2 separate regions of the Homo sapiens genome follow, and region 1 is linked to region 2. Evidence: chromatin loops called from intact Hi-C (ENCODE). Cell type or tissue: Panc1. All regions are shown on one strand. Links, peaks and the distances in the headings refer to the core of each region. The heading gives the core; the rest is flanking DNA. Region 1 holds the start of STRA6 (signaling receptor and transporter of retinol STRA6). Region 2 overlaps CCDC33 (coiled-coil domain containing 33).

What was found. Peaks named below come from ENCODE experiments on the same cell type or tissue, not always from the same donor. Only the 100,000 strongest peaks of a DNase experiment are listed, where the experiment ranks them.
Region 1: it touches region 2 in a loop (4-fold over the local background); 5 of 110 quality-filtered maps call a loop at or near these places.

Annotation. Positions count from the first base shown.
Region 1 is chr15:74,189,732-74,205,479 of GRCh38, forward strand. It overlaps STRA6 (signaling receptor and transporter of retinol STRA6), which reads right to left and starts at 13,056. Exons shown (of 19, transcript NM_022369.4): 1 at 12,982-13,056; 2 at 12,424-12,551; 3 at 8,021-8,087; 4 at 7,607-7,692; 5 at 6,277-6,416; 6 at 5,921-5,944; 7 at 5,571-5,737; 8 at 4,069-4,191; 9 at 1,693-1,760; 10 at 1,436-1,512; 11 at 1,109-1,170. The coding sequence starts at 12,536. It also overlaps a transcript of CCDC33 not described here. RefSeq lists enhancers at 3,743-4,244, 7,256-7,425, 10,155-10,790, 10,791-11,424, 10,858-10,917 and 3 more. In Panc1, for the core only: no CTCF peak of the experiment used is centred there; no DNase peak of the experiment used is centred there; H3K4me3 peaks cover 593 bases; H3K27ac peaks cover 3,175 bases.
Region 2 is chr15:74,293,535-74,309,282 of GRCh38, forward strand. It overlaps CCDC33 (coiled-coil domain containing 33), which reads left to right. Exons shown (of 19, transcript NM_025055.5): 11 at 2,220-2,414. Among named protein-coding and RNA genes, the nearest start is that of CCDC33-AS1, 18 kb to the right of the region's middle. RefSeq lists an enhancer at 7,168-7,989. In Panc1, for the core only: CTCF peaks have their summits at 9,542 (motif pointing left) and 9,746; a DNase peak (open chromatin) is centred at 9,536.

The DNA.
Region 1 (15,748 bases), core at 4,256-12,255, 100 kb before region 2:
CGGCTCACTGCAACCTCCACCTCCCAGGTTCAAGCAATTCTCCTGCCTCAGCCTCCTGAGTAGCTGGGACTACAGGCCCGCGCCACCACCGCCAGCTAATTTTTATATTTTTAGTAGAGACAGGGTTTCACTACATTGGCTGGGATGGTCTCAATCTCTTGACATTGTGATCCGCCCGCCTCAGCCTCCCAAAGTGCTGGGATTACAGGTGTGAGCCACCACACCCAGACATAGGACAACTGTTTACATAGCACTTATGTTCGATATTATAAGTACTTTAGAGATAACGAGGTATACTGGAGAATGTGTGTAGGCTATATGCAAATACTACACCATCGTATATCAGAAATTTGAGCCTTTGGATTTTGGTATGGAGGGGTGTTCCTGGAACCAACCCACCTCAGATACTGAGGGATGACTGTGTCTGCACCTCTATCTATTTACCCATCATCTATCTATCTAAACTTTGGAATGTAAAATTTCTGGTTTTTCTATGTTGTGAAAGTAAATGAGCACAGGAATTAAAGCTGGACAGACTTGGATTCAAACTTAGGCTACGCTGAGATATTAGCTGTGCAGAAACTTGGCCAAGTCAAATTCACCTCTCCAAGCTTCCATTCTCCCCATCTGTAAAGTGGAGAATAATCATACCCATCTCCCAGGATTTTAATTGTTGTTGTTGGTTTTTTCGGGGTTTTTTTTTTTTCGGAGGTGGTGAGGCAGAGTTTATCAAACATGTTGTCTTGCTAAATCTTCCCAATTACTCAAAGAGGAAAATTATTCTATTTTCTCCTTTTTACAGATGAGCTAACAGGTTCAGAGAGGTTATATAACTTGCCCAAGGCCACACAGGAGGTAAATAGTGGAGCTAGGATTTAAATTCGTGTTTATGTGGCCTCCAAAATTAATGCTCCGAGTCACTTCATGAGTCCAAGAGTGAACACCCCGGCCCTTCTGGGTAGGCCAGAACTCCCAAGATGGCCTGCAGCACCTGGTCAGGGTTCTGGATGGAGCACCTGGAGAGCTGGGTTGGGCCGGAACTGCTCCAGGCTTGGGGGTTGAGGGCAGGGCTCCAGAGGCAGATGGCAGTACAGGGTGAGGGACATACCTGGTAAATGGCCGTCCCTGTCAGTGTAGCTGAAAGCACCAGCTTCAGCGGGAGATGGAATCCTGTAGTCCTCAAAGGAAGGAGTATGGTGAACAGCACCACTCAGGCCCGGGAGCCCTCCTCCCTCCCAAGGGGCCCAGGAAAAGGGCCAGCAGGACCCTAAATGACCAAGGCCAGGCCAGGGTCTTCCCGCTGTCCCAAGCTGGTAGTTGTCCCTCTTGATGACAAGGATTCTGGGGAGCAGGAGCCAGTCCTCCACTGCAGCCATTCTGTGCAAGGGAGGGTAACGTCCCCTGTCACGCTCGGCCTCAGCTCCCAACCCCATACCTGGCTGTGGAGTGTAGATGCAGTGTCTCAAGCAGACGCGGGCCCAGGACAGGAAGCCATGCTTGGAGGTGTGGTAGCTGCAGAAAGACCCAGGCAGGTGCGGGGTCCTCAGGGGAAGCCCATTCCCTGAGGGCCAGCCCCAGAGGCTGGTCATTCTTCCCCTCTGCCCCTGCCATGCTGCCCAGTGCCAGCTTCCCAAGCACGGCTGCTAACCAGCCCAATCCATTGGCCCACAAAGGGTGTGTCAGAGACCCCACCTGCTTCCCAGCTTCTTCCTGCAAAGGAGGTTCCTCAGATATTCCTCAGAGTAGCTGCTCTGCAGCCCCTGTGGAGACAGACAATTGAACAAGCAGATGAGATCTGCCTCGACCCATTCGTGGGTCCCTGGCTCAGGGAACTAGAGTGTTCACCAAGCAGGTGCTCCATAAAAACCTGTTGGCCATGGCGGTGGTGGTGAGTGTGGATGGGGCTGACCTGTGGGGATGAGGTCCGTGCCCTCCAAAGCTTCCCTTTTCTCTCTCACAAATACAAGGCCAGTCTCCTATCAAAGAACCATCAATGCCAGGAAGTTCTTCCTAAGATCTGTCTCCAACTCTCGCCTGCTTTACTCAGTCACATCTCTTCACCGTTTCTTCCCACCCCTAGCCCTCTGGCCTCTGCTAGCTGAAACTGGGGCAAAGGGAAGCTTGTGTCCCACGGGCACATCCTAGACCAGGACACAGAAGAGGGTCATTCCAGGTCAGACACCCTCAGGCTTCTCCTGCTGCCACTGCGCAAGGGAGATCACAAGGGTGACCAGATTTGTCTAAGCCACATTCCAGGCCTTAAGCTGCCTGTGAAGTAGCAGAGGCCCATGGGAAGATGGGGTGAGCCCCTGCCTGGAATCACTGGGAGAACACAGGCTGTTGTCACTTGTTGCCATGACAACCCTGGGATCCCGGGCAGGAGTGGGTCAGCTCAAAGCTTGATGGGGGTCCTTTGAGACTTAAACCTCTTTGACCAAAGTCCAAAGAGGATTGTACACCTCTCAAGCCTGGGAGGAAAGGCTGGCAATGGAGAGAGAGATGGGGTGGTGGAAACCCTGGAAGAGAAGGTAAAGGGGCATGCCTCAGGCACTGTGTCGTCCCGGGGGGCCGCTCCCTTTTCAGAGCCAGCTGTAAACAGGAGGGGACACAGGCTTCCTCGAGGGGTGTTGGCCTCAATAGGCAGGAGCTACAAGCGCTCAGAACTCCCTGCCTGCCACGTGGGAGCCGAGTCTGGAGTCCGTGGGCCTTCTCGGACCAGAGTAGCCCAAAAGGGACCCGGGGTTCTCCATCCTGCCTAGGGATCTCACTCACTCTCTGGATTCAGTCTGACCTTGCCGAGTTAACACCCGGTCCCAGCCCCTCTGCTGAGCTCCAGACTTTGAGCAGTACACCCTCAGGACCAAGCATCATCCCAGGAGCACCTGCTCCTCCCTCCACCTTCCCTGGGCCAGCAGCTGGCACCACCACCTACCTGCTGGCTGGCCAGGTGCCTCCCATCAAGCCTTTCCTTCCCCTGCCCTGTCTGAAGAGAAGCCACGCCCTTTGGCCTCTATGTCTTAAGACTTTCTCCTGAGTCTGTTCTTCTTTCCCCTTTGAGGGTCTCTGCAGAGCTTTCTTCCTCCTCCTCTCTCACCAGAAAGAAGTAGTGGACCCCGCCCCCTGCACCACAGTCCCAACACCCGGTGCAGGTTTCACATTGCACTGCAGGTGTTTTGTGCCGCATCTGTCTCCCCCACCACACTGGGAGCTCCTGGAGATCAGACACAAGTCCATCAGCTCCAAGTCCACAGCACTGAGCCCGGGGCCTGACATATGGTAGGTGCTTAGAAGGCTTTTTAGTGAGATTGAAGTATCTTCTAAGAATTCTCTTTTACCATGATGCATTCATCCATCCATCCTTCCTTCCATACATCTTTCCTTCGATCCATCCATCCATTCATCCATCTATTCAAAAATTCAAAAATATTTGCTGAGTATCTATTAAGGGCCAAGACCCACCCAGTGCTGCAAATATAATGAACAAAACAGACACAAAACTATCTCTTCCCCTTTACTCATGCTCTTTCCCGTGCCTACAATGCCTGCTCCTTATTCTCTCATCACTCTAGATCTCCCTGTCCTTCAGGCCCTTGTAGAGTCTACCTCCTCTAGGAAGCCCTCTCAGCCCTCCCCTTTATCTGAAATTATTCAACCACATCCAACCTAGAGTTGACTCATAATGGAGTTCTGCCCTGGGTGCTTCCTGAATCATCTCATTATGTGCAGAACTCGGATTAGGCACAAGGCTCCAGGCTGTCTCTCCAGCCAGATCTCAGTGTTTCACAGACAGAGATATGACTCTCCTGGCTTCTGACTCAGTTCTGCTTTGTTAAGTCCCTACTATTCACACAGCCCAGTGCCGCGGGTATCCTGGGTGCCAGTCAAGGGCCCAGTCCAGCTTTTGCCTAGGGAGGGAGGACTAAGCAGTCACTCAGCAAACATTTTCTGAGCATCTATTCTGTGCTGGGCCCTACATCAAGCACGGCCATGTATCTGGGACCACAGATACGGGGGAGTAGGGCTGTCTTGGGTGCTGAGGAAGAGCTCATCCCAGGCCTGCCCCTTTACCTTGGAGCCTGCTCCTGTCCTACGGCTGAAGCTTCTCACCAGCTGCACAGGGTACCAAAGGCTCAGGAATCCGAGGCCCAGCAGGAGAGGCAGGGAGGCCAGCAGGGAGTAGTACTTGTAGATCTGGACAGACAAACACCCAGACAGACTACTTTCCACCTTCTTCCCCCAGCCAAGAACCAGAATCCGTTGCCCTTCCCACCTCACACTGGGCCCTGAGGGTGGTCTGGGGGGCCATGGGAAGGCTTCAGCTCTATGGTTCCCAACCTGCCACCCAGCGCAAACCTGCCCACTTCCCCTTCTCGAGCCCTGCAGAGATGCTCACCCCTCCCCCAGGCTCCTGGATCCCCACGGGCCTGAGAGGAGCCAAGAGGAGGAGATCACTTGATTCCCTCCTGCCCCCCACTGGAAAGGACACCTCTTTCTGTTTCTGTGTTCCCGGAGCATTAGGAACAGTTCTGAAAATCACACGAAAGCCTGCCTTTGCCTACATATAGTTTTCAACCTGAGCATCAGGAAAGTCTATGCCCTACTCCTCAGGGCTGAGGCCTTCCTGGGGGTGGGCTTTTTGTATACTCATTCATTTATTTGTTGGTTCAATATACTTTTATTGAGAGCTTAGTATGTGCCAGGTTCTAGGTGGTGAAAAAAAGCCACCAAGTTCCCCCTCTCAAAGCAACCTCTTAGTCTTCACCTCCACCCTGAGGGACTGGTGTTATCAGCTCCATGGACGGATGGAGAAACGGTCTCAGAAAGGTGGCACTGTTTCCCCAAGGCACTTGGTACCACCTGGCATCATTTTGTTTGCGTGTCATGTCTGCCCTTCTGAAGTGACGGCTCTTGGGAGGCTAGGGACTGTTTGTCTTGTTCATAGCTGTAGTCCAGTGCCTGGAAATGTCCCTGGTACAAAGTATGTGCTTCAAATATGTTGTTGAATGAATGGGTGAGTGAATGAATGAAGTGGTGAAGCTGGATTCACACTCAGGTTGTCTGGCTCTAAAGCCTGTACCATCACTCTTTGAGTTCTAGACTGGACAGCTTCACAGCCCCAGCCAGCAGCCAGTGAGCAAGGTCCTGAGGTTCCGGAATTCTCCTCTCAGCCCTCTTAGACCATCCCTGACTTCGCACTTGCCGGCCTCCATCAAGCTTCACTCCCATTCCCTCTCCAGCCTGACCAAAGGGAAGCTGGGGGATCACTAACACAGGCATTGGGGGTGGGGGCCATTTCAGGCTTTCTCTTCCCCCTACTCTGCCCACTTCCCCTTCTCCGCCACCTCCTAGACTTAAAGTTCCTGAGGGCTGGGCCCAGCCACCTTGTTCCCTGCCTCTCCTGCAGAGCAGCCAAGCTTGGAAGGGGCACATGTTTGAAGGCATGGAATCCCATGCACAATGGAAGGCTGCAGGGCGGCCCATCATAGAATCAGAGCTCAAAGGAGGCACTGTGGTTTGAGTAGGTTGCTCTGTGCGCCCCTCTGCCCTAGGCCATTGTGATCAGCGGTTACCTTGGGCACCTGGGGACACTCTGCCCTCTGCCAGACCTGGACCCCAAGGTGGGCCCAGGACAGCGTGCTGCCGAGCAGGTGTGCAGCTGTGTGGCCAGCCGTGGCACAGGCAGCCAGAGGGTAGTAGAGGGCAGCATAATAGAACAGTCCCAGTATCTTCCAGGCCCCTGGAAGGTGAAACAAGCAGAGAGACCCATGCTGGAGGGGCAGACATGGGGCCTGCAGTGAGCCCACCCAGGCCTCTCTTCGGTCTCCAGCTTCCAAGCCCTTCAGCACGTTCAGTGGGCAAGAACACTAGGTTCAAATCCAGGCTCTGACTAGTCTCAACTCTGTGATCTTGGGCAAGTTACCTCTTGGAGCCTCAGTTTTCCCATCTGTAAAATGAAAATAATCACAGTATATTAGCAAGGGCAAAATGAGAAGGTGGATATATAATGCTTAGCATGGTGCCTGAGCAAATACTCAATTTAAGATACTACTTCCCTGGCTCTCAGTTCCTCCATTGCAAAATGGGGCTAATATGCATACTTTGTAGCATCGTTGTAAAGACTGGATGGTCTAAAAAGGTCACGTCTCAGGATAGCAGCCCATCTCATTGACAGCTGTTCCTGTTACTCTCATCTCCTTGAGCCAAGCTTAAAACTCCGAGACCCCACCCTACCCCATCCCATCACACCAACCCCAGGGCCTGGGGGTCAGTGGGTACCTTGGCTGGGTGCTGAGGCGAGAGTCAGGAAGGGCAATGCGTCCTCGTCGGGGAGCAGCAAACACAGGGAGCTCAGGAGGACCATGAAAACAGCAGCAGGCACTGCCCGGGGCCTGTCCCCAGCCAAGAAATCCACAGGGCTAGCACAGAGGCAAGGACAGGGCAGGAGGGAGTTGCTCAGCCCCTGCACCCCCATTACCTCCCAGCTGTATTCCATAAATCAAGGAGGTGGAGTCAGTCCCACTTTCTAGATGGGGGAATAAGGCCCCTTCATTCATTCATTCCATAGATATTTGTGGAGTGCCTCTTATCTACCAAGCTCTGGGCCCCGTGCCAAAGGGACTTGGGACACACATACAGTGGGAAGAAGCCCTAAGACTGCTCCTCCGCCCACCCTGGAAGCTCCAGGAAGCAGCCACCTCCACACTAATTGGTCTGTCTGAGCTGGCAAACCTTCAGAGAACTCAGCGAGTCACAACATCCTTGTACAACAGCCGCCGCCCTGGGCTGGGTGTGGACCCGGGGCAGAGGGCAGACAGCGGGCATAGCTGTCCCAGGCATCACCCTTCTGGGCTCAGGGCAAGCCACTCAGACCCACAGCTTCTGCACTGCAGCTTGCATTCATGCTCTGAGAGGTTCATTCTCCCTCAAACACTGCCCCAGCCAGGGCAAGCTCTTTCTGGGGCCAACCAGAGACCCCAGGCTGGTTCCCCACAAAACCAGCACAGCAAGACCTGCCTCGGTGCACAGTCTGGGTCTGGGATGTGAAGCTGTCTACACCAAGGAGCCACCCATCACCTGCCCCAACCCTTTGGTCTCTCGCACACTAGCTTGCCCAGCCCCATCTCCTCAGGATCATGCCTGTCCAGGCTCTGGAGTCACAGGGCTGAAGGAGATAGGAGAAGAAAGCTCCAGCTATAGGGGCTAGATGTCAGTCCCCATAAATCTGCCTTCAAGCATTAGGGTCCAGGTGATACCCTCAGGGAAGATGACGGTCAAGATGGCATTGGGATGGTCACGTCAATCCACACATGGAGGGCTGCCTGAGAAGGTACACTCTGACGCTGGGTCCTGTCAGGCTTGTTTCCCTAGGGTCTGGGTTGGAGTCCTTTCTCCCAGGCGGGCTTGAGCGAGTCCCTCCCCCTTCCTCTGGGGGTCCTGACTAAACCTGGAGACCTAGGTGGGGGTGAGGAAAGCTCCAGGCTGAGGGCGATAGGGATGTCATTAAAGCCAGAGCTGCCTTTTAGGTACCTAACAAATCACCCACCCTCCCAGAGGGACCCTGTCAGCTGGGTCCCCTGAGTGGGGGTGCCCAGGCCATGGTACAAACCTGGGCAGGCCGGGCCTGCCACGCACACAGTCAGGCCAGAGCTGGCGGCGCCTCACCAGCATGGCCAGGAGCAGCAGCACAAGGATCTGAAAGGAGAGTGCAGAGGAGGGCTTGGGGTGCCCAGGCCTCCCCTGAGGGTCTGAGTTTGAGGGCTTGGACTCAGGCCCCAGGATATCCCCTACCTGCCCAGTGCACACTCATGTGACATCTTGGGGACTGGTCAAGGGGTGACAGACATCTGGAAGGTTGGACTTGCATCCTGGTTTGGGCCTCCAAGCTGGGAGAACTCCCAGATAGCTCCCCCCACCCAGGATCTTCCAGGGCCCCCCTTCACCAGCCCCAGTGGGGAACACAGGTCCCACTGCCCAGGCTGGCAGCAGCTTGCAAGCCAGGTTCAACTTGGGTTGGACTCACTGACAGCGAGGCCAGGCAGGCGTGGTACAGGCCGGGTGGTATGCTGGTGTGGCAGGAGGGCACTTCCCTGCAGAGCAAATGAAGGCTGGCTCAGGCCTGCGTCAGGCCCCCCTGGGTGTGCAGATGGGTCTGGGGTTCAAGACTGTTCACACTGAGGCTTTACCCACTACCTCCCTCAACCCTCTGATCCCTCCTACACAAGCCTTCCCAGTCCCACCTTCTCAGGGTCATTCTGGGGCCCTCGTGTCCCTGTGATGTGCCAGCCCCATGCCAAGCTCTGGGGTTATAAGACTAAAGGACATGGGAAGCTCCCAGGGGAAGCAGAGTAGACCGGCTCGGCCTGATCACTTATTCTCTTTTTTTTTTTTCTGGAGGGACAGGGTCTTGCTCTGTCACCCAGGCTGGAGTGCAGTGGCTCGATCTCGGCTTACTGCAGCCTCAGCCTCCTGGGCTCAAAAGATCCTCCCACCTCAGCCTCATGAGTAGCTGGGACCACAGGTGTGCACCACCATGCCTGGCATTTTTTTTTCTGTATTTTTAGTAGAGACAGGGCCTCACCATGTCGCCCAGGCTGGTCTTGGATTTCTGAGCTCAAGCAATCCTCATGCCTCAGCCTCCCAAAGTGCTGGGATTACAGGTGTGAGCCACTGTGCCCGGCTGAGCACTTATTCTTGCTCACCCAGATGCTTCCTGTCCTTCAAGGCCTCCCCTCTCCAGGGAGCCCCTCTGACTGCTCCTGGTCTCACAGACGTCTTCTCAGAACTGCAGTTGAGCACACTACCTGGGTCAAGCAGTCAAGGGTTTGGCCCTGTGATTCGCCCTCTACTCACTGCCATCTGAGGTTGGTCTGTGACTAAAATGATCTCCCCTGGTCCCTCTCTTTTCCTGCTTCCCTCTCATTGAGAGCCTCCATGGACAGCCATGCAGGTTGCCCACTGCACAAAGATGCTCAGCCAAGGGAACGAGCAGGCCACCCTGCTCACCAAACCCAGCACCTGCTGAGCTGAATGCACCTAACTGGGGATCCCTTTCTCTAATTCCACAGAGGCTCCCTATGGCCTGGCAATGGTCCTGCACTCACCCTGGCTGAGCGCAGAGGTAAACCCACAGTGGAGATAGGGGTCACTGAGGACAATGAAACCCTCCGCTTCCCCAGCAGAATCATGTGGTGGAGAAAGGGAGTGAGGCAGGAGTCCTGAGCTCAGGGCTGGCCCTGGCCCTGGGAGAGTAGGCAGGACTGGGTCCCTGGTGAGCAGTAGAGCTCCGGGTTTTCCCAGCTTGGGCCTGGGAGAGCCAGAGGGAGGGTGGCAGCATGGGTGAGGCCAGTGGGGTCTGGTGGGCGAGGGCCTGAGATGGAGCCTGGGCTGCCGCCAGTCCCTGCCTGCACAGAGGGCTTAGCCGCCCACCAAAACGCCCTCCACTGTATGAAGAGAGGCATCAAGGCTGCATTATCCAGGGGAGTGCAGAGCCCTGGGATGCTCTGCTGGGTCAGCTCGGTCTGTCCTGCTCGCTTTCTCTCAGGAAATCCCAGCGGGTGAGCGGTGGGAAAGAAACCAGTCACTTGGTGGAGAGGCAGAGTAAGTCAGCTCTGGGCAGCTTCTTGGCCAGGAGACCAGCCTCTTCCCAAAGTAGAACTGGGATCGTGAGTAGCAGCCACACTGACTCCAGTGTCAGCTCCCCACCTCCAGCTCCAAGGCCTCTCACTCTGGTGCGTAGGGCAGCCCTCCCTCTCAGCCGGCATCTCCCCGCATGACTAGGTCCCGCTCCACCTTTACACCTGGGCCCGGCAGGGACTTGGAAAACTGTCCCTGGAGTAGTTTGACCATTTTCCTATGGACCTTACCCCAAACCACCCCTACCCCCAGAAATGCCCTCCAGGGCCCTGCCTGGGGGAGCCTCTGGCCCTTTCTGTATCACCTGAGGTCCCCATCTGACCTCTCAGCTCAGTGTGAGGGGTCAGATGGGGATCTCAGGTGGCATAGAAATGAGCAAATATTTGGCTAGTGGCTTGTGGCCCCACTTTTTGTGCCATGGGACAGGCAGGATGGCACAGACATAAAGACCTTGGAGAGGGTGGTGAGCTTGATCCTGGGACAGGCACAGCAGGTGCTGAAGGATGCAGAGGAGGGAGAACTTTGGGCAAAAGGAGGTGGTATCTGATTGGAGTTTAAAAAATGGTTAGTGGCTGGGAGCAGTGGCTCACGCCTATAATCCCAGCACTTTGGGAGACTGAGGCAGGCAGATCAACCAAGGTCAAGAGTTTGAGACCAGCCTGGCCAACATGATGAAACCCTGTCTCCACTAAAAATACAAAAAAAATTAGCTGGGCGTGGTGGCACGCACCTGTAATCCCAGCTACTCGGGAGGCTGAGGCAGGAGAATCACTTGAACTGGGGAAGCGGAGGTTGCAGTGAGCCAAGATCGCACCACTGCACTCCAACCCGGGCAACAAGAGCGAGACTCCATCTCAAAAAATAAATAAATAAAAGTTGGTTAGCATCTCTTTAGGCAAAGAAGGGGAGAGGCAGCTCCAGGTGGAGGGAAGTGCATGAGGAAGCAGAGAGGCAGGCGACAGGCAGCGTGGCTGGGGCTGGGCAGGCCTTCCAGTTTGATTGCAGCCCAGAGGTCAGGTGAGATGAGGTTACAGCAAGCATGGGAGGCCCCAGGAAGCCACTGAGGGTGTTTGAGCCATTGAATGTTCTGGATTTTAGGACATTTCTGTGGCTGACTCCACTGCCATCAGTGTTCATCCACCCCAACTCCAGCCTGAGAGTGCTGGGGCACTGGGCACTCCGGAGTTCTTCAAAGCTCTGATGCAACATGTCCCCAGGGTGTCTGACTCACACAGACAGAGGTGAACCCAAGTTCATTTCCTTGGGATTCCCCTGAGCTCCCAATTTTCTGCTCCCACTTTGAGGGCAGGGGGATGGCAGGCAGCTCAATTGGTTTGGCTAAGTAAGTAGATTCAAACAAATCTCTTTATTCTTATGGATGTCATGCCCTGCAGTGGGAGAAAGAAGCTGAATCTTCTAGATGTCACCCACATGAGGGACTGGACTCCCCATCACCCAGTGCCTGACATACACACAACTTTATTCTGAGACAACAGCTATAGACCACAGCTACATTTACAGGCACCTGGCCCCCAGCCAGTGCCCAGGCCCTGAGGCTCCCAAGGACACAGCTTCAGATTAGAGCCTTCACCTAGGTCAGAAACCATCCTCATGGGTTCCTGGGCCTGTCCTCATTCTGGTCTCTCGCAGGCCACACATACACAGCAGGATATGTGGAGCCCACAGGCTCTCGGTCAGTCAGGCAAGATGAGTGGGGAGCACGCCCTTGCTGACTGCAGGCTATTTTCCAGGTGGTCAGAACCCTGAGTCCTCCAAACAACAGCTCCTTCCCCGAGGCCTGGGTGGAGCCTCTGTCCCTGCTGGATGACCCAAGCCCAGCCAGGCCGCAGCCCCAGCCCCTGGGGAGGCACGCAAGGATTTTTCCTTCTCAAGTTTCAGGTTTTGATGGAGAACAGATGTGCACACATCTGGCTCGGCAACCCCCAGCCTCACCTTTCTACTTCTCCAAACCGTCAGACAGAGCAGGGAGATAAGGGATGGGGCCAGGCCTGGGAACAACAGGGGAGAACTGGCTCTGGGTCCTACACAGGCAAGACATCCTGGCAGGAGGTGGGGGACACAGAAGGGGCCCAGCTCCTCCACCAGGGTGCCCAGACTAAACCCCGGTAGAATGGACCCAGGCAAAGCAGCTGTGGCTGGGTTCTCAGGCCACCCTGGGGCGGGCTGCCTTCCTGCTCCCACCCTCACCTGGGCTGGCCTGAGCACTTCTGCTAAAGGGAATAGGCTCTCCTCATCCTCTGAGACCATCCAAAGACAACAAGGGTGCTTGTTTCCTCAGTGACTTCTCACCAGGCTTTCTCCCTTTGGTTCTCTGCCTTCCCCGAATCCCCCAGCCTGCCCAGAGAACTTGACACTTGGAAACACCACACCCAAATGCTCACCACAGAGACCAATAACCCCTTGAAGGGAGGTCTGCTTGCCTCAACTGCTCTCAGCAGCTTCTCCATCCTGGCTATGGGCCAGAATCACCCAGGGAGCCATCCCTGCAGATCTGAATCATCTGTATTTTTAACACGTCACACATCATACCTAAGGTGACCAGCCTTAGGTGTCTTAACAGCAGGGTGAGGGATGTTGTTCTCATGTAACAGAGGCAGAGACTGAATGAACCCCAGAGAGGCTGTGACTTGCCCAAGGTCACACAGCAAATGAGTGGCAGAGCCAGACCTAGCAGCCCCTGCCCAGGAGCTGCTCCCTGGCCAGTTGCAACCTCTGCCATCACCCCATTCTGATGGCTGACAGAGTGAGGTGGGGTGGTTCCACACTTACCCCTCTGGCTGGAGCTCCTCGCCCCCCTGGGGCTCATCGATGTACCAGCTGCCATAGGAGTAGTCCTCTGTGGCCCCGGGGGAGGTCTGGTTCCCTGCTGGCTGGGACGACATTCTCTGGCCCTTCTCCTTTGACCCCAGGCGAGAGAAAAAAAAAGCCACTACAGATGTGAAAAGAGGCTTAAAAGAGAAAAAAAAAGAAAGAAAGACGGAAAACCCAAACAAAGAAACATTTCTCTTTAATCCTGAAGGTTACTTTCTTACTTTTAGCTCTCTGGGAAAAGCCCGTCTGGGACTGAGGGCCTGAGCAAGCTGGCACGGGAAGAGGACAGGGCCTCTCGTGTCCCCTCCTCCCTTCCCGCCCATCGCACTGGTCCTGCAGAGATAGCTGTCCCCTTGGGGCCCCGGGGCTCCCGCTGGCGCATCTGTCTGACCAACCACCAGCAGGCGTGTGTTCAAAGGACCATTTTCAAAGAAGGCTTGTCCAGTCTGAGCTGCCTAAAGAGACGCCCCTTCCTTCCCCTTTCCCAAGCCCACCTAGACAGACCCACAGACACACCAGAAGGGAGGCCCAGGGAGGAAGGAGTTGCAGAGATGAAAGGGTAGGCAGCCCACGGCCAGCTCCGCACTGCCTGCCTGGGCCCTCCCAGCTGGGCTCCCTTGAGCCCCTCCCCCAGCCTCAGCCTGCCCCTTTCTGGCCCCTTTGGGCCTCGGTGATGGAAATACACCATAATCCTTGACAAAGCCCCCCTCCTGGGGGAGGAGGCCCCAGCACCATTGGCGGCCTGAGCCCTGCAAGGGTGTGGCCAGGAGCCACCCCCACCCCCGCACCTGACTTCACACACATACCTGCCTTCAGCGCCTGCCCCAGAGCTCCCAAGCCCCTGCCCGCCACATCTGCAGTGCCGCACACAGACAGGAGACCAGCATTACAGCAACAACCGAGTGAGACGGACCGCTGGGGCTGGGCTGGGGCGGAGGCAGGGAAGGGGAATCTGTCCGTTTCTTCTCCTAGGGTTTCCATGAAGGAGGCAACATGTGTCTCATTGGTAAACCCTTTTTGTTCCTACAAGTTGATTTCACAAGGAGATAACTCACCCCCACAAGGCGGAAATTAGCTCTTTAAACACAAACCAGACCCACGGGTAGGCAAGAGGAGCCCCGCCTGCCTCCTGCTCCTCCTGGAGTGAGGTTGAGGGTGAGCAAGGGAAGGTCTGGGCCAGGGAGGAGGGCTCCTCCGCATTCTCCCTCCCCAGGAGCAGGACCCTGCCCCAGCCTGGAGGAAGGGGCGAGAGGCAGAAGAAGGTAGAAAGCAGTTCTCAGGCCACTGTCCCTGGTGGAGGTTTAGGCCCCTAAAACTGTGAGGGTCTCTGTCCTTCCAATACCCTACAAGGGGCTTCGGCTTGGACCCTGTCAGCTAAGGCAGTCATTCAACAGCTTTTTTAAGAAGACATTATTCATTTAGTCTTTTAACTTAAATTTATTGAACACACACTATGTGCCAGCACTGTTCTGAGCCCTGAGGCAGGAGAGATGACAGTTCAGCGGGGACACAGCCAGATAACTAAATCCCCTCCAAAGTCTGAGGGTTACAAAGGGAATCACAGGTTGAGCTGGTCTGTACCATGGGAAACCAAATTTAGTCCAAGAGCATTTGGGGATGGGGGGAGATTCCTGAAGAAAAGAACCTTTCCGTGGTGATCTGAAGGGCAGGGGAAAGTCCGCTGAGCAGAGGGTGGCAGGCTCAGGATGGGGATGGGGGTGGGGGAAAGTGTGTTCCCCACAGAGGAAACAGCACGGGTGAAGTCTCAGAGTAGACAGGGCTTGAAATCCTGGAGGCTCTCTTTCAAATTCCCAAGCCTGCAGGGCAGGATTAGGGGCTGAGCACCCTGCTAGCCTGAGTTCCTCCCCCTTCTTCCCAAATGGCCCTTCTTGCAGGAAGAGGGCTCTGTTGCTCTCCACCATCCCACAGAGATATCAGCATCTGCTGACTCAGAGCTGAACCCGAGCTTTATTTGATGTAATGAGGAGCCCACACTGGCCCTTCTGATCCCAGGGATGCGGGAAACTTGCCTTCCAGGCGCGAGTGTGAGCTCCCGGAGGGCGGGACTCTATCCCTCCCACCCCTCCTCCTGCCTTCCCCTGATGCTCAGCGCCTGGCCCTTGGGTAAGAGGGACTTCAGAAATTGAGCTTGGCAAAGCCATTGCTTGTTCTGGCGGCCAGTATTCATTTGTGGGCCTGTCCTATACAGGCGGCTGCTGTGCCCTGAGGTTCACCAGCTGGGCTTCCCAGAGTCCCCGTGCCCACACCAGAGGCCAGCAAGCCCTTCCCTGCTCAGGGGTCTCAGACTGTTACCTTAGGGAGCAGCCAACTCCCATCTGATTTTAAATCCACCTCCAACCATTGGAGTCCAGTTCCAGACAGGGAGCCCACTCCCTCTACAAGGCAGCAGTGTCAGGGGTTAGACATCCTTGCCTATCAGAAACCATGCCCTTTGGCCAGGTGTGGTGGCTTACACTTGTAATCCTAGCACTTTGGGAGGCCGAGGCAGGTGGATCACCTGAGGTCAGGAGTTAGAGACCCAGCCTGGCCAACAAGGCAAAATCCCATCTCTACTAAAAATACAAAAAATTAGCCGGACGTGGTGGCGCACACCTGTAATCCCAGCTACTAGGGAGGCTGAGGCAGGAGAATCGCTTGAACCCAGGGGGCAGAGGTTGCAGTGAGCCAAGATCGTGCCACTGCACTCCAGCCTGGACAAAAGAGGCAAACTCCATCTCAAAAAAAAAGAAAGAAAGAAAGAAAAGAAACCATCCTCTTCCTTGGAGGAAGCCTAACTCTGCCTTCCCCAGGCTGGTTTGGCAGCGAGCAAGATGAGTCAAGGCCTGCACCAAATGGAACCTGATGTATGGTAGGGCTTAGGGGAGACAACACCAGAGGGGAAGTGAAGTGGGGGAAGAGAAGAGAGACGGGAGTTGGCTGTTTGAGACAAGGTGGTCAGGGAAGGCCTCACTGAGAAGGTGGTGTGTTGCTGATACCAGAGGGGAGAGAGGGAGGTACCAGTTGGGCACTGTGTTCATCTGTTTCGCATTGCTGTGAAGGAAAACCTGACTCTGGGTAACTTAGAAGGAAAGGGGGTTTATGTGGCTCACAGTTCTGCAGGCTGTGCAGGAAGCAGCACGGCACCAGCATCAGCTTCTGGGGAGGGCCTCAGGAAACCCACAATCGTGATGGAAGGTGAAGGGGGGTCAGGCAGGACACTTGGCAAGAGAGGGAGCAGGAGAGATGCCAGGCACTTACAAATAGCCAGCTCTCACATGAACTG
Region 2 (15,748 bases), core at 4,698-12,697:
ACACATGGCCAGAAAACCCTAAACCATCTGACTCAGATGCTACCCTGGGTGTCTTCACGTCAGTGGGGAGCCTCCAAGTGAAGCCTGCCCTCTGTGAGCCATAGCTACTGAGAGGACCAGGTGGGAGAGAGAGCCAGGCCTGATGCCCACAGACAAAACAGGCCCAGGAGTCTTGGTCATGAAGTGCAGTAGGTGGCCTGCCAAAGTCAGCCTCGGGGTCCCCCAGTGTCCCACTCTTCCCATTCCAAGAGTCTTATTATAGCTGCTTTCTCTTTGGCGTTGTCTATTTTGCACCCATTTGATGGGGAGTTGGGGGACATAGAGCCCAGACTTAGCCAAATGCCTCTGTGTACTTATGTGACTGTCCCTTACTCTATAGACATGGCCAGAAACATCTTCACATTAATGAATTTCTGCACAGCAAATTTTATTTGAAAGGGGCATAAAAGAATAATTACTTAAAGAATTTCAGTGGTAAAGTGAAGGGTCCTTGTCTCAATTCATTGAATTAGTATGCATGGACTTTCCTATAGAAGAACCACTTTAAAAGAGGCCCACCTGCATTCATTCCCTCTCTGGTTGTTCAGGGTCAAACACCTGGGCACCTCTAACTCTGAGCGCATCTGTACTGGTTGGCAGTGTGCCCATTGCTCTATTTATTTCTAGCACAAGACTCCAGACAGTGGAATAATTTGTCTGCTATGCAGCCAAGAGAGGATTCCAACAGCTGGTGCAGGGTGGAACTGGCTCACTTTTGAGGTCCCTGAAAACCCTAGGACTGCATGATTCTTTGAACAATGAGTATGTTTTAGAGATAACCATGAATTTCCAACAGGGCTTTAAAGTAACCCTTCCCCAAAGGGAGCACAGACATGTCCCTAAGCCCAAGGAACTTAAAATTTTATTTAAAAAAAAAAAACAAAAAAAAAGCAGCCAGGCACAGTGGCTCACGCCTGTAATCCCAGCACTTTGGGAGGCCAAGGTGGGCAGATCACAAGGTCAAGAGTTCGAGACCAGCCTGGCCAATATGGTGAAACCCCATCTCTACTAAAAATACACAAAATTAGCCAGGTGTGGTGGCGGATGCCTGTAGTCCCAGCTACTCAGGAGGCTAAGGCAGGAGAATTACTTGAACTCAGGAGGTGGAGGTTGCAGTGAGCCGATATCATGGCACTGCACTCCAGCCCGGGCAAGAGAGCAAGACTCTGTCTCAAAAAAAAAAAAAAGAAAAAAAAATAGCAGGCAAGTCTGGAATTAGCAACATGAAAGCACAGACAGCCAACTGCTAGACCAGAAGAACCCAGAAAACCTACAAGTCAGTGTGAGCTGAGACATCAAGTCATCCTTGGGCGGTGGGGGTGCTGGTATTTGAGTGGCATCAGACTTTAGACATATGACAGTGATAATCCTGCCAAGGGAGAAGGAGGAGAACGGGAAAAGAACATGGAGGGAGACGAAGGCTCATCAGAATATACAGAGAGGAGAGACTGTCTGCTTAATGGGTGGTAAGATTGAAGGATGATAGAGGAGATGAAATGGAAAATAGGTCTACATAGCAAAGGGTGTCAAAAGAGTGTAGGATTTTAGAAGCTGTTGTTACTGCACCAAGTGTGGGTGCCAGAGATGGCATAATTCATTTATTCTTCCACCAAAAATGTATTGAGTGCCTACAATGAGCCAGAGACTAGGGATAGACAAGGTTCCTTGCTGACATGGGACTCACATCCTAGCATGGGCATTTGCAGAAGGAAGGCAGTTAAGAAGTAAATGCATTTTTAAATTTTCTGGTAGAGTAGGTGCTATGAACACAGTAAAATGGGATAAATGAATAGAGAGTATATTGGAAGTGGGATTACTTTAGATAGAGTGGGCCTCTATCTCAAAGTGTAGGGACCCTCTGAGCAGATCACATCTGGGCTGAGACTTGAATGATAAGAAGGAGACAGCTGCGTAAGGATCCCTGAGGACCTCCAGGAAGAGAACAGCAAATGCAAAGGCCCTGAGGCAGGAGCGAGCTTGGCTTGTTGGAGGAACAGCAAGGGCCATGTATTTGGGACCCGGTGAGCAAGGGGCAGATGGTAGGAGGTGTGCACGGGCCAGCCATGCAGGGCCTCCTGAGCCATGAGGAGGAGAGGCTTGGGGTGTAGATGGTGTGCTTATGGTAGATGGGCACAGAGAAGGGGCCTGTCCTGAAGTTTCTCTGCACCTTCTCTTCTCAGAGACCAGAAAACTTCTTGACACCAAACAACAGCAAGGCTCTTCCTACCTTGGACCCCAAGATCCTGGATAAGAAGCTGAGAACCATCCAAGAGTCCTGGTCCAAGGACACAGTGAGCTCCACAATGGACTTGAGCACGTCCACTCCACGAGAAGCAGAGGAGGAACCTCTGGTGCCTGAGATGTCCCATGACACAGTGAGTGTCTCTCCCCAGGTGGGAAGGGCCGGGGCAGTGATGAGGCCATGGGAAGGGGACTTGACTGCCATCTGCAGGACTGCTTCATGCCTCAGGTGGCCAGTAGACCTCCCTCCCCTTAGGCACACTCTGCATGTGAGTTACCCCAAAGTCAAACTGCTGGGCGCTGTGGCTTCTTCGTTTGCAGGGTCTCTTCACCTTTTGAGTGGAACTCCCGTGTAATTTCTTTCAAAACAAACCCATGCAACACTTGTAAGCCAGGGTTCCATTTATGTGTGTAGGCATCAACTCAGAACTTCCTGAGGTGCATGGCCACTGGGTAGTGGGAAACACCTTTAAGAGATTCATTTTAGCTTATAACAGGAGAAACTGGGGCTCAAAAAAAGAGGACACCAGCTGGGCACGGTGGCTCACACCTGTAATCTCAGCACTTTGGGAGGCCAAGGCGGGCGGGTCACCCGAGGTCGGGAGTTCGAGACCAGCCTGACCTACATGGAAAAACCCCGTCTCTACTAAAAAAATACAAAATTAGCCAGACGTGGTGGTGCATGGCTGTAATTCCAGCTACTCGGGAGGCTGAGGCGGGAGAATCACTTGAACCTGGGAGGTGGAGGTTGCGGTGAGCCAAGATTGTGCCATTGCACTCCAGCCTGGGCAACAAGAGTGAAACTCCATCTCAAAAAATAATAATAATAATAATAAAAGAGGACACCAATTCTGGTGACATAGTCTGTGTCCTTGATCATGGGAGCTGCTGTGTTTTCCTGTTGCTGGTTGAGCAGATGCTCAGGAAGGGCTGGTGGAGGTGGCCAAAGTGACATCCTAATTTGCTGAGGAGTCAGTGCTGGGTTTCAGCCCTCGATGCAGAGAGCTAAAGAATGGGCTACCAAAGAGACAGTCCAGGGAGGTGCTACCCAGTAACCATGGCTGAATTATTGGGTAGCTTCCTCCCTTCTTCCACAGCGGGTCCCATGGGGAACGCTGCTCTGGAAGATCTTGAGAAAAGGCCCCAGACAAGGCCACCAGTCCACAGGGAAGTCCAAGCCATCCTCCTCCCAGGACCTGACCTCCTCCACCAACAGCCTCCTCATCTTCCCCTGGCACTTCTGCACCTTTCTGGAACATGTCCCATCAGACGAATAGGAAGGCTGGCTGTCTGCTGGGCATGCCCAGGGTTCTTCCACATGAGCACCCCTGCCCACCCTGGAGCAGGGCCATCCTGCTCAGGCACCACAGCACTTATGGGCCATCTTTACAATTTTCTCCCGTCACCTCTGGCCCTTGGGGAAAGAGCCCTTGGGATTAACATCCAGCTCAGTCATAAACTGCATTGAAAATAAAGAAACCCTGTCTTTGGAGATTTGGGGCAGCATGAATAAACCACTTGCTCCTGCCCTCTCCACATCCTGGCCTCGTGGTTCCCCCTTCTTGTGCCTCTAAGCAGAGGTAGTAAAGGAAAGAGAGGCCAGGTGCATGGCCTGCATCTGTAATCTCACTACTTGGGCAGGCCGAGGTGGGAGGATCGCTTGAGCCCAGAAGTTTGAGACCAGCCCTGGCAACATAATGAGATCCTATCTCTACAAAAAATTCAAAAAATTAGCTGGACTTGTTGGTGCACGTCTGTAGTCTCAGCTACTCAGGAACCTGAGGCAGGAGGATCACTTGAGCCTGGGAGGTCAAGGTTGCAGTGAGCTATGATCGTGCTACTGTACTCCAGCTTGGGTGACAGAGCAACACCCTGTCTCAAGAGAAAAACAAAATAAAAGAAAAAACAGGCCAGGAAAGAAAGAAGAGGGAAGGTGCCATCATGGGGAAAGGCACATGGGAAGGGAAGAGAAAGAAGGCATCCCTCCCTGGTCTCAGCCCTGTGGAGGGCTCAGAGCAACCTCTCCTGCTCAGCTGCCCCGGAGGGGCCAACCAGCCAACCCTCTGCCCTCCCCAAGCTAAGCCTCCACCTTCCCCCAAGGATGCAGACCTCAGCCCCTGACTCACACCACCTCTAGAAGCAGGAACCACAAGCACCTCCTGGCTGGACAAGCCTCTCACATCAGCCATCTGGGCACTGACATAGCACAACCAAGGAGGGGGAAGTACCCAGCCCTGCTCCTAGTACTGGGCATGGCAGGCAGTCCTTCGTTTGGAGTCTGCTGGGTAAAGCATCCAAGGTCTGAACTGAGGTCATTAGGTCTGAGAGTCTTTGAGAGAAACCAGATACAGATGTCTTAATACCATGGATTTGTCTGTGGGAAGTGAGACACAAATTGCTGGGGTGGGTTGGGTTGGAGTCTGCACTGTACTTATAAAACTTGATGATGATGATGATGGTGGTGGTGATGATGGTGATGATGATGGTGGAGGAGGAGCAGAGAGGAAAAAATAGAGTGGAGGAAGAAATGGCCTTTAAATATAGAATGGATCTGAGAGGTAGGCAATATAAACAATGTTTTCAACATCTGAAAGAATATTAGAATAACATGGGTAGAGGGCCAGTCTTGATTTTCTCTTAAGAATTAAACCAAAAGAGATGGGACCAGATTGCAGCTTGAGAAGTCAAGGTTAGCCATTAGGAGGAAGTGTTTTTTGGTTTTTTGTTTGTTTGTTTGTTTTCGAGATGGAGTTTCGCTCTTGTTATCCAGGCTGGAGTGCAATGGTGCGATCTCAGCTCACCACAACATCCGCCTCCCGGGTTCAAGAGATTCTCCTGCCTCAGTCTCTCAAGTAGCTGGGATTACAGGCATTCGACACCCTGGCTAATTCTGCCTTTTTTTTTTTTTTTTTTTTTTGAGACTGAGTCTCACTCTGTCACCAGCCTGGAGTGCAGTGGTACCATCTCAGCTCATTGCAACCTCCGCCTCCCGGGTTCAAGCGATTCTCCTTCCTCAGCCTCTTGAGTAGCTGGGATTACAGGCGGGCGCCACCACGCCCGGCTAATTTTTGTATTTTTAGTAGAGACGGGCTTTCACTATGTTGGCCAGGATAGTCCCAAGCTCTTAACCTTGTGATCTGCCCGCCTTGGCCTCCCAAAGTGCTGAGATTACAGACCTGAGCCACCACACCCAGCCAGGAGGAGGTGTTTTTGAGCAACAGTAACCATTGTGAGCGACAGAGGAGTAGGCAGAGAAAGAAGCAGCCTGAGCATGCTAGGCCGGGATTCTGGGAGGCTCTGAGTGATACCCCATACCCACAGACTGCAGAGGTGTTGTGAGCTGGGTCTGATGGAGAACTCACTCAAGCATGCCCACCCTGGGCATCACCCTCAGCACTCCCATCAGTGGCTCATTCACCCGGAGAGAGTGTTCCTGGTCCCTCTACCCTCCCTCTTGCTGGACACCTGGTGAGGCCTTAAGGACTGGCTGCTAGCCCTGGTTTGCTATCGGGTTAGGGCCACTCAGCCACCACCATCCAGTCCTTGAACTAAAGAACACACTGACTTACTCGCCTCTGGGCTCCAGAGCCCTGCCCAGGCCTGGTCCAAGACAGATGTTGGTAAATGCTTTTTGGGCAATGGAATAGAGAACCCCTGGCTGGACAGCAAGAGAATCAGAAAGAACCTTAGAAAGTATCTAGACTGATCCTCTCATTTTACAAAGGGTGGCAATGAGGTGGCCCAGGGATGGGCAGGAATGGGCCTGCCCAAAGCTTCCTGACATGGCAATCTCATGCCACCTTGCATCCAGCCAAGGAAATACTGGACACTACAGAGGCCTGTATGCTCAGTCAACCTGGCACCATCGGGTCCCCCAGAGACTCATAGAGTATCCAGGGCAGTGGGTATGCCCCTCTCCCTTACCCATCCCACTCTGTTCCAGGCACGCCATCCCTCCTTGTTCCTGACTCTTGACTACGTCCTTGTTTATCCTCTCACCTCTGGTTCGGTCTCCCAACTCATCATTTCTCTCTCTCACTCCCTCTCTCACTCACCTTCTCGCTCTCACTCTCTCGCTCTCCTCAGATTTACCAGGCTGGCTATTTCTACTTCTGACACTTTGCCCTAGTTGGGGCCTAGAGACCCAGCCCCCAGCCCCAGCTCCTACCCACTGGCCAGTGCCCAGAAGGATCATGGCAGGACCCAGACACACATGTTCACGTGGCCAGTAGATCCCAGTTACAGGCAGTAGAACGTGGGTGAGTAGCAACAGTGTACGGCTCCATGACAAGCACAGGTAGCCTAGCTGTGTAGCAATGGGTCACTCTTCCATAGCAACCAAACAAAATTACATAGCAATGGATGAACTCAAGCGACCATGAGGCACAGTGACAAGCAATCGAACGTGGCCGCGGAGCAGTGGAGTGTCGTTGCATAACAATAGACCCAGCCGTAGAAGCATGTCACACAGCCCTGCACCGCAGGAGGGTGCAATCACGGGAATGAGTACGGAGCACAGTGTGGAAGACGTGGGCAGACATACAGAGTAGTAGCACTGGGACACAACTGAGTAGCAATGGCACGGTCACAGTGTGTGTGGCTCCTGGACATGCGGCCAGGGAGCGGTGGCCGGCAGCAGGTCCCAGGGCTGGAGCAGCAGGCGCCAGCGACATGGCAGTGGTTGAGTTGTAGTCAAATGAAGAACCGCCTCCCTCACGCTGGGCCGTTGTCTCCGGCTGAGCCTCTTGGCCTCCCCTGATTTCAGGAGTGTGTTTGTCTATATCCAGTCTCATCATGCATTCCCCGGAGCCCAAAAAACAATTTTATCTCTGATTCCCTTCAGATCCGACTTCAGCTTAATAGGAAATTGAACATTTTCTGGAGAGAAAAGCGCTCTGGGAATAGATGAGAGTGGAGAAGAGGAGGTCTATGCCTCTCTGTGCAATGCTGCCTGCTGCCCCTGGCCCTGCCTGTCCCATCCCCATGGCTCACTAAGCCCACTGTGGCTCCCTGTCCCTGGATGTGCCCTTGATCTACCTCATTCCCAGACTGCAACCCAACCATTTCTTCTCACCTTGGAACACTTCGTTTTGATGCAGGCCTTTCAAGTTCCATTTGGTCAACATGGTACAAAACTCTGGTCCTGGGTGGGCCCATCAAGGTCAAGGTCCCATGGGTATGGTCTTGGGTCAAGTGTAGGGCCTCAGGCAGAGGTAGAGGAAGCCTTATCTCCCGTCTGAGTAGCTCAGGAAGCCATTGGGAAGAGGTGAGCCTTTAAGTGAGTGTGAAGAGTGAGGTGTTAAGGTTCATCCTGAACATGGCAACTCCCCAAATAGTCAACAGCCTGCAAGCATCTGCCCTCCACTCTCTGGGCACCCTGAGCCCATCTCACACGGAGCCAGGCCATGCCTCCTGACGCCAGGAGGGGAGCAGGTAAGGCGAGGGGGCTCTATGCCACCTCTAGATGGACCGACTTCCTCCACAAAGGGCTTCTGAAACACCTGCCATGTGCCTGGACTCCCCATTCCTCCAGCCTGTCAGAAAACCAGAACTCTCCACCCTGCCATGTGCCCAGCCCTGTGTCCAGCTGGGGCAGGGACATGGGGACAAAGAGGCCAAGGACCTCAGCTCTGAGAATTCCCCAGTGGACAGGAGCAAGCCATACCCGGGGAGACGATTAGTGGCACAGAGTAGGCACACAGTAAATATTTGGTGGGGGATGAACAGGCAAAGGAGGGGCATGGTTGGGACAATGTAGCTTTTTAACTGCCACACTTACCCAGCACTCCTGGACACACCTAGTGAGCCCTTAGTGAATGAGAGAGAGCTGGGGAGGTGGTGGATAGGGGGAGAGGCAGGCAAGGAAGTCTTCCTGGAGGAGGCAGACTATGCTTTGGATAAAGAAAGGCAGATGTGCTCATTTACTATGGAAGAATTGTGTATTCAGTGTTGTTTCCAGCACAGAAATTCAAGCACAGGGTTGCTTCCCTCCTCTTCCTGTCTCTCTCCCTGTCTCTCCTGCTCTCTCTCGCTCTCTCTCTTTTTCTCCCTCCCCCCTCTCTCTCTCCACCTCTCTCTCCTTCTCTCTCTCTCTGCCTCCTCTGTTTCCCTCCCTCCTTCTGCCTTGCTCAGAGGAGATTTGTGGCAGACCAGAGGGCCCTCATACCAGGAGATGAATAATTGACAAGGGTTGTTAAAAGATTCAGTGGAGTTTTTCCAACCTCCTTACACTGGAATAACTCATTTCTTTCATTCTGTTTTTGAAAGCCTTTCCCCCTCCCTCCACCTGTCTCCTCCACATCCCCGCCCCCTCTGAGCATACCGCTTTTGTTTCTCTTCCTTTCTTGAGTCTGCTGGACCCTAGAATGATTCGGCCTTAATCCCTCGGTTTCTCTAAATCCCCTTCCCCAGCTGTCCCCACCCCACTTGCCGTGCTCCGGAGGTGTAGGTTGACTTCAGCAGAGACAGCCCCAGATCATGAGTGCAGAGAGGAAGGAGGACCAGGGAAGCTGTGGCCTCTCCCAAGTCCCAGTGTGCCAGAGGTGGGCTCGGTCCTCAGAAAGGCAAGCCTCCCAGCACAGGGACCCCTTTCCTCGCAGGCAGGCGGAGGGGTGCTCTGGGGACGCTGGGTGACCATGTGCCTTGGTTTCTCCATCTTAGCATGCTGCTTACCCTACCCTACCTGCCTCTCAGGATCAGATGGGAGAGGTGAGGCCCCCCAGAAAGGGCGGCTGGCCGTGTAGCAGAGACACCCTGAGCCTAGTCCTTTCTGTCCGGCTGGCATGGCCCTGGGGTGACCACCCATCCCTGTCTGTCCAGGACTGACGGGTTTCCAGACTATGAGGTGTTCAGTGCTTAAACCAAGACAGTCCTAGGCAAACCTGGATGGGGGCCACCCTACATGGCACAGAAACCTCCCCTGTCCCAGGTCTGCCCCACTGGAGGTTGCCACACTCTCTACCCTGTCAGCCTCCCTCATCCACAGGGCATACTCCCCCTGCCCAGTCTGGCCCAGCTCCGTGCTGTCCATGCACTCATAGTGCTCCCACTGCTCCTGCAAGTGACCTTGACCTTCCTTCCCTTCTCTGGGCCCCAGTTCCTGCCTCTGACAGCACAGGCGGTTGGAGCAGATGTTCCTGAGTGCCCTGAGGCTCCTGCACTGTGGCTGCAGCCTTGGTCCTGCCCCCAGACCCACACCCAGGATGGGGTCTGCAGCCTGGTGAGGCCGACAGCAGAGCAGTCAGACCCGGCCTCCACTCCTCAGCACCACCTGGTGGCAGGTGATTAACTCTGAGCAGGAGTCTTTTGAGGCTGCCAGCAGCAGTCACCAGGGAAGGGACTTGGAGCACCCCTGCACACTACCCACTTTGGTGGCAACAAGCAGCAGGAACGTCAGCCTAGGGTGGTGACATTGCAAAGCCCCGGGAGCCTGGGATTGGCCCCCAGGAGCAGGAATAAGCAGCCCCCCCAGGGCCACTAGTTCAGGCACCAAGCCCAGCCTGGGAGCAGGGTCACCCAGGGTCTGGGAGTACGAGAGGGCCCAGGCCCCAGGTCCTTTGGAACCAAGAGAGGCTGAGGAACTACAAGAGAAACAGGGAGTGAGACAGAGACAGAGAGCAGAGCCAACCAGGGCCCACCCAACGGCCTCCAAACAGATGCCCTTGACTCAGTGTCCCCTTCAGGCCATCCCACACCAGCCACAAGACACGTTCCCAAAACACTGGCCACCCCAGCCTTCCTGCTGTGTCCCCTCAGTCTCCGTAGCCCCTGACTCTACTGCCCAGCGTGATTGCCCCATTTGCTGGGTTTGTGCTCTCTCCCAGTCACCTCTCCAAGCATCCCTGTTCTGTGCAGCACACACTCACGAGCTCCCGCCCAGGCCCAGCTCCCCGAAGGCAGGAAGGCTTCTCAGGGCCCCAGCCCTCCTCAGCTCCTCCCCTGCACTCCTGCAGGCCCCGAGCTGGGAGCACCGCCTGCTGACAGGGGCTGGAGGGGGTCCTACAATTAAATACTTAAGACAAGGCAACCGACCTAAGCCATGGCTGAGAACACTCGCCAGCTCTTTTCCCTTTCCTGTCCCTCCCCCAACTCTGACCTTTTTCTCTCCAATTCCTAAACACAATCACACACAGTGCTTACCAAGCATTTTAGCGAGGAAGGGAGGGAGGGAGAGGAGAAGGGTAGAAAGGAAGAAATAAGGATCACATCCCACATGTGTCTGTTACTTCCCTCTGCAGACCCCTCCTCTCACCTGCATAGCTCTTGCAGGTTTGTGTTCCATCTCCACCACTCCGAAGCTGTGTGACCTTGGATAAATCACTCCACCTCTCTGCTCCTGTCTCCTCATTGTTAAGTAGAGGGAACACTGTCACCCTGTCCACCTCTTGAGACTATGGGGAGGATTAACAAGAGAATGAGGGGCAATGTGTTGGAAACTGTAAAGGGCTGTCCACTTTGCAGGAGACTTAATAGTCACTGTGTTCCTGGGGCCCTGCGATCAAGGCGGAGAATAAAAAGGAAGCAAAAATCCCCCAGGCCTCTCCCTCTGACCCTTTCTCCGGCAGGGCTGTTCCCAGACCCCTGACCCACTTCTCCTCCCTCCTTCCCCCATCCCTCCGAGTCTCAGCGGGCCATTCTCCTCCTCCATCCATCACCTGAGACTAAAGAGATTAATAAACGAGACTCATAACTCAGCTGCTGGGATGCAGCAGATATTTACGGCTCCGTTTCAATTTGCAGAGAGATTAAGTGTTTGTCGATTTATTGTCTCTTGGTGTGTGCAAGCGGCTGAGCAAGGCCCCCTGCAGGCCAGTCCCCTCCCCCACTCCACACGCCCTGCACATGTGTGTGGGTGCCTCGCCTCCCACCCCCAGCCCCCAGCCCTGGAGCTGGCGGGGAGCCTGGTGCTGCTCTGCCAGGCAAAGCTATGAGCCAGTCCGGTGGGCCTGTCTTCCTGACCGACTTGGCCAGGTACCTAAGCTGATTTAGAGGGCCCACTCACACTCCTCCAGCCTTGTCCCTCCCCACCTGGCTAGGTAAATGTGCCCCAGATCCCAAGCTCCACGCTTCTAGAACACTCTGTCGGTACCCAAGACCCCCGAATGGGCCTGAACCTGCTTCTGCTTCTTCTTCTTCTTTTTTTTTTTTTAGACAGAGTCTTGCTCTGTCACCCAGGAGGGAGTAGTGCAATGGCGTGATCTCAACTCACTGCAACCTCCGCCTCCCAGGTTCAAGTGATTCTTCTGTTTCAGCCTCCCAAGTAGCTGGGATTACAGACACCTGCCACCATGCCCAGCTAACTTTTGTATTTTTAGTAGAGACAAGGTTTCACCATGTTGGTGAGGCTGGTCTCAAACTCCTGACCTCAAGTGATCCACCCGCCTCGCCCTCCCAAAGTGCTGGGATTACAGGCGTGAGCCACCACGCCTGGCCTAAACCTGCTTCTGAGGACTATGCAAGCTTAAATCTACACTTCTAAGGGTTGAATACTTTTGCAAGGGTGCACCCTGAGACCCAAGAAGCAACGGCTGTTTGCAGAGGGCACATGCTGGAAGCCTCCATTTCTGTTCTTGTACTGGGCACTACAGATATTAGGGGTGGGCCTGGAGAGGGGAGGCTTCCATAGAGAAAGCCCCCCAGCCTAACTGGGGAGAAGTCTGCAAAGGCCAAGGGAAGTGAGACAGCATGAAAAGGAGCATCACCCAGGGGCTAAGGGGGAAGTACTCAAACCCCAAGGATGAGCAGTGCTTCAGGAGCCAAGAAGGGGCCACATGAGCACAGGGAGCAAAAGTGTCTGGTGCCCCCAACCTCCTCAGACCCCCAGCTGTCTCTCCTTTCCCTGTTGACTTTGTATTCTGGCACAGGCACCTACTCATTCATTCATTTCTGGTACATGCACCTACTCATTCATTCATGCATTCATTCATTTGTTCGACCAGGGTTTTGAGCATCTACTCTGTGCCAAGTCTGGTTATCTCGCCCCACAGATTCCTCCACTCATTTGTGCAGCCCCAGCAGGTATGAGTTCCATTTCCACCTCCCAAGAGCTGTGTGGCCTTGAAAAAATCACTCAACCTCTCTGATCCTGTCTCTTCATTGTTAAGTAGAGGAAATACTCTCCCCGCCTCTTGAGGCTTTTCAGAGGACTAACAGGAGAGTGGATGGCAATGCACTGGAAACTGTAAAGGGCCGTCCACTTTGGCACTTTGCAGGAGGCTTATTAATAGTCGTTGTGTTCATGGGATCCCTCGAGACTGAGGGGGATGACGGAAGGCAGCACAACTCACCCAGGCCTCTCCCTCTGACCCCCTCTCCAGAAGTTCACCTCCAAGATATGTGACAGTCACATAAAGATAATTCCGTACAAGGGTCCCTGTGCTCAAGAAGTCCCAATTGAGCAGGGAGACACATCAAGAATGGCTGGAGGAGGATGTGGTCAGGACTGGGGCTCAGGGTCCTCAGGAGATTGTGGGAGCACAGAGGGGGTCTACCTAATCCTAACCCCCATCAACTCCCACCCCAGGCAGTGCACACTTTCTACAGAATGCCAGGGTAGTCTGCAGATGTCACTGTGATAAGCAAGAGAGAAAAGCCAACCAAGCATCAGTGGCGGTTAGCATGAAACCATAACAGATCTTTGATTTGTTGGTGGAAGGGAAATGAAATTCCTCTTGTTCCTGCAAGAGGAATCTGTTGATCTGTTGAGTGGGAATTACTAGTTAGTGTGTGTGTGCCTGTCTCTCTCCAGGCCTGGCCTGGGGTCTCACCAAAAGGCACTGTGGGGCCCCAGGGCTAGTCCCTTCCCTGTCTGGACCTCAGTTTCTCTATCTGTATTAATGGAGCGAATGCCTCCCTCCAGTGAGGGATGAGAAAGTCTTAGCGGTGTGGAGGAAAGAATGGATGGGATAGGTGGACTAGAGGACTGGTCAAGTCAGGGCCTGCCCTAAGTACCCAGAAGATCAGGCTCAGAGGAGATGAGAACGAGGTCACTCCGGGCAGAGGCCACCCAGAGAGAGAGAAAATTTACTGCCGAGAGAGGGTTGGGCAGGAGGAGCATCAGGAGACATGGAGTCAGTTCTGACTTGAGGAGTCAGCCTGACTGACCCCTCCCCTCCTGGGCCTCCGTCTCCCCTCCTGTGGAGTGAGGAGCCTGGTCTTGACAATTTCCTCTTTCATCCCAGCAAACAAGGCAGGCAGAGGTGGGACAGCCTCCTGGCGCTGCTCCTTAGTGAGATGGCCGGTGCTGCCAGGTCTTGCTGTCCATCCTTAATTAAATGGTGGGTGGGCGAGGCAGGAGTGGAGCACTCTCGGTAACTAAAGCCAAGATGATGAGGCCATAAATTGCTGAGGGCTTGAATCATCGATTGGTGAGGGTGAGGTGGACTATAGAACCAGGAGCGACTGGGAGAAAGAGTTGCTAACCTGGGAAATGGGGCTTGTCCCTTCTGTGCTCTGCAAGCACCAGCCCAACCTTAGTACTCATTTTAATAACACTAAGTGTTCCCATCAAGATTCACTGAGCTCGTACTCTGTACCCAGAACTTCGGTCACAATCTCATGTAATCCTCACTCCAGACTGAAAAGGAACATACAATTATCATCCCCACTTTGTGGGAGAGGAACCTGCTGATAGCACAATAACCCTCCCAGGGCCACCAGACAAGACCGAGGGGGAGTCTTGGTCCAACACAGGTTGGGGGTCTCCAGCCTAGCACTTGAGCCTTGGCCGAGCCTGGTGACTTGGAAGTCAGGAGCCTGGTGAGCTTAACTCACCATCTTCCCAGCCTATCTGGGAGGAAGAGCTGCCTCAGTTTCCTAGTAAACACCAAGACAAGCTCTGTGGCCTCAGGCCACCCCCTGCCGAGTTCCACCTGGAACATTTGAGAGTATAAGCAAGGCCTACATACCATATGTCCAAACCCCAGTAATCAAAATATAAATCAAGCAGAAGCTAGCAAACTCCTAAATATGTTCCATTCCTCTACCTCAATAAATACACCTTATGAACAACCTCAAAGAATTCTCAGCTTCCACACTGGCCCCTGGCAGTATGGCGAGAGCCACTCCCAGGCCCCCACCCCTCAACCCCACCCATCCCCTTTTCTTCTCACACAGCTCAATTTCAGTCCCACACCTATGAGACTCTGTGGGCTCTCTCGAGTGCATAAGGGTATACTGCCACCTTCAGGAGGACAGGCCCTGGAAGCAGGGGAGTGCCAGGATCCCAGTTACCCAGGGTGAGGTCTAAAGCGGGCACGGGCTCTAGGTGGGCACGTCCCCCTTGGGACCACTGACTCCTCACCCCATGGGAAGGGTTGTACCCCGAAGAGGGCCAAAGCAGGACCTTTCAACCCACGGGGCCCAGGGCTGGAGCCCCTCTTGTCCAGGGCTAAAGGCAGAACTGTCCCTCCCCCAACCCTCACCACTAGCTTGGTGACTCTATCAGGGTGCACTCCTGAGTTCAGATTAAATGTTTTTCAGTACAATCCAATTTCTTCCTGACACACGGACTAGAAAAGCCCAGTCCATGTGTGCAGACAGACAGACACACACACACACACACACACACACACATTTGGTGCTAAATATCCAATCAAGTCCGCAGATAATAGAGACCAGCCAGTTCACTCCCAGTTTAATCAGATAAAATGCTCATTCATCGGCTCCTGCCAGAGCTGCCGTCCCCTCCTTAGGGCGGAGTCGAGGGGGCGGGGAGGGCCTGTGGGGGAAGGGGCTGAGACCCGAGTGGCTTGAGCATGTGGGCTGCGCCTTTAAATCTTCAAGGAGGGGGGACAGCGTTGCCCACGGGGGACTAATTATCCTTCAGCCTTTAGCCAGCTCTTACTCAAACAGACAAAAGGGGGCTCAGCATCTCTGGTGGCACTAAGCCTCTGCAGCAGAATTTTTTTCACTCTCAGATATGCAAATCCACCTCCACAGGGTGGACCCTGGGGTTGGGCTGCAGAGGGGCTCGGGGATTTGGAAGGGCCAGGAAGAGCAATGACAGCTGGACCCTCTCAGAGGACTAGTTTGGGACTGGAGGCATCTCACTCTTCCTCCTCAGGCTGGGTAGGGAGCCATTCAGTAGGGAGCTGCCACGCTGGTAGGGAGGGTCCTGTGGAGGCCAAGATGAAGACCTCACCCTCCTGCCTTCTCCTGTATGTGGGTGGGGGGGCTCCTGTGGAGGGCCAGTGGGCTCACTCAGAGAGCTGGCTCAGGATCTGGGAGCTGACCGTCCAGATGGGGCCCTCCTGCCTACCTCAGCCTTCCTCCTCCTAAGACACAGCCACCAGGTGACCTGTCCCAAGCCCAAATCTAGACATGCTACCCCCCGCCCTGAACCCATGCATTGTTCCCTTGCCTGCAACAGGAGCCCCTCAGCCTGATGGGCCCTGGGGCTTCTGAAGCCCCTGCCTCAAGCCTTTACCTGAACCCAGAATATTCTACCCATGCTCAATGGCAGTGGTGC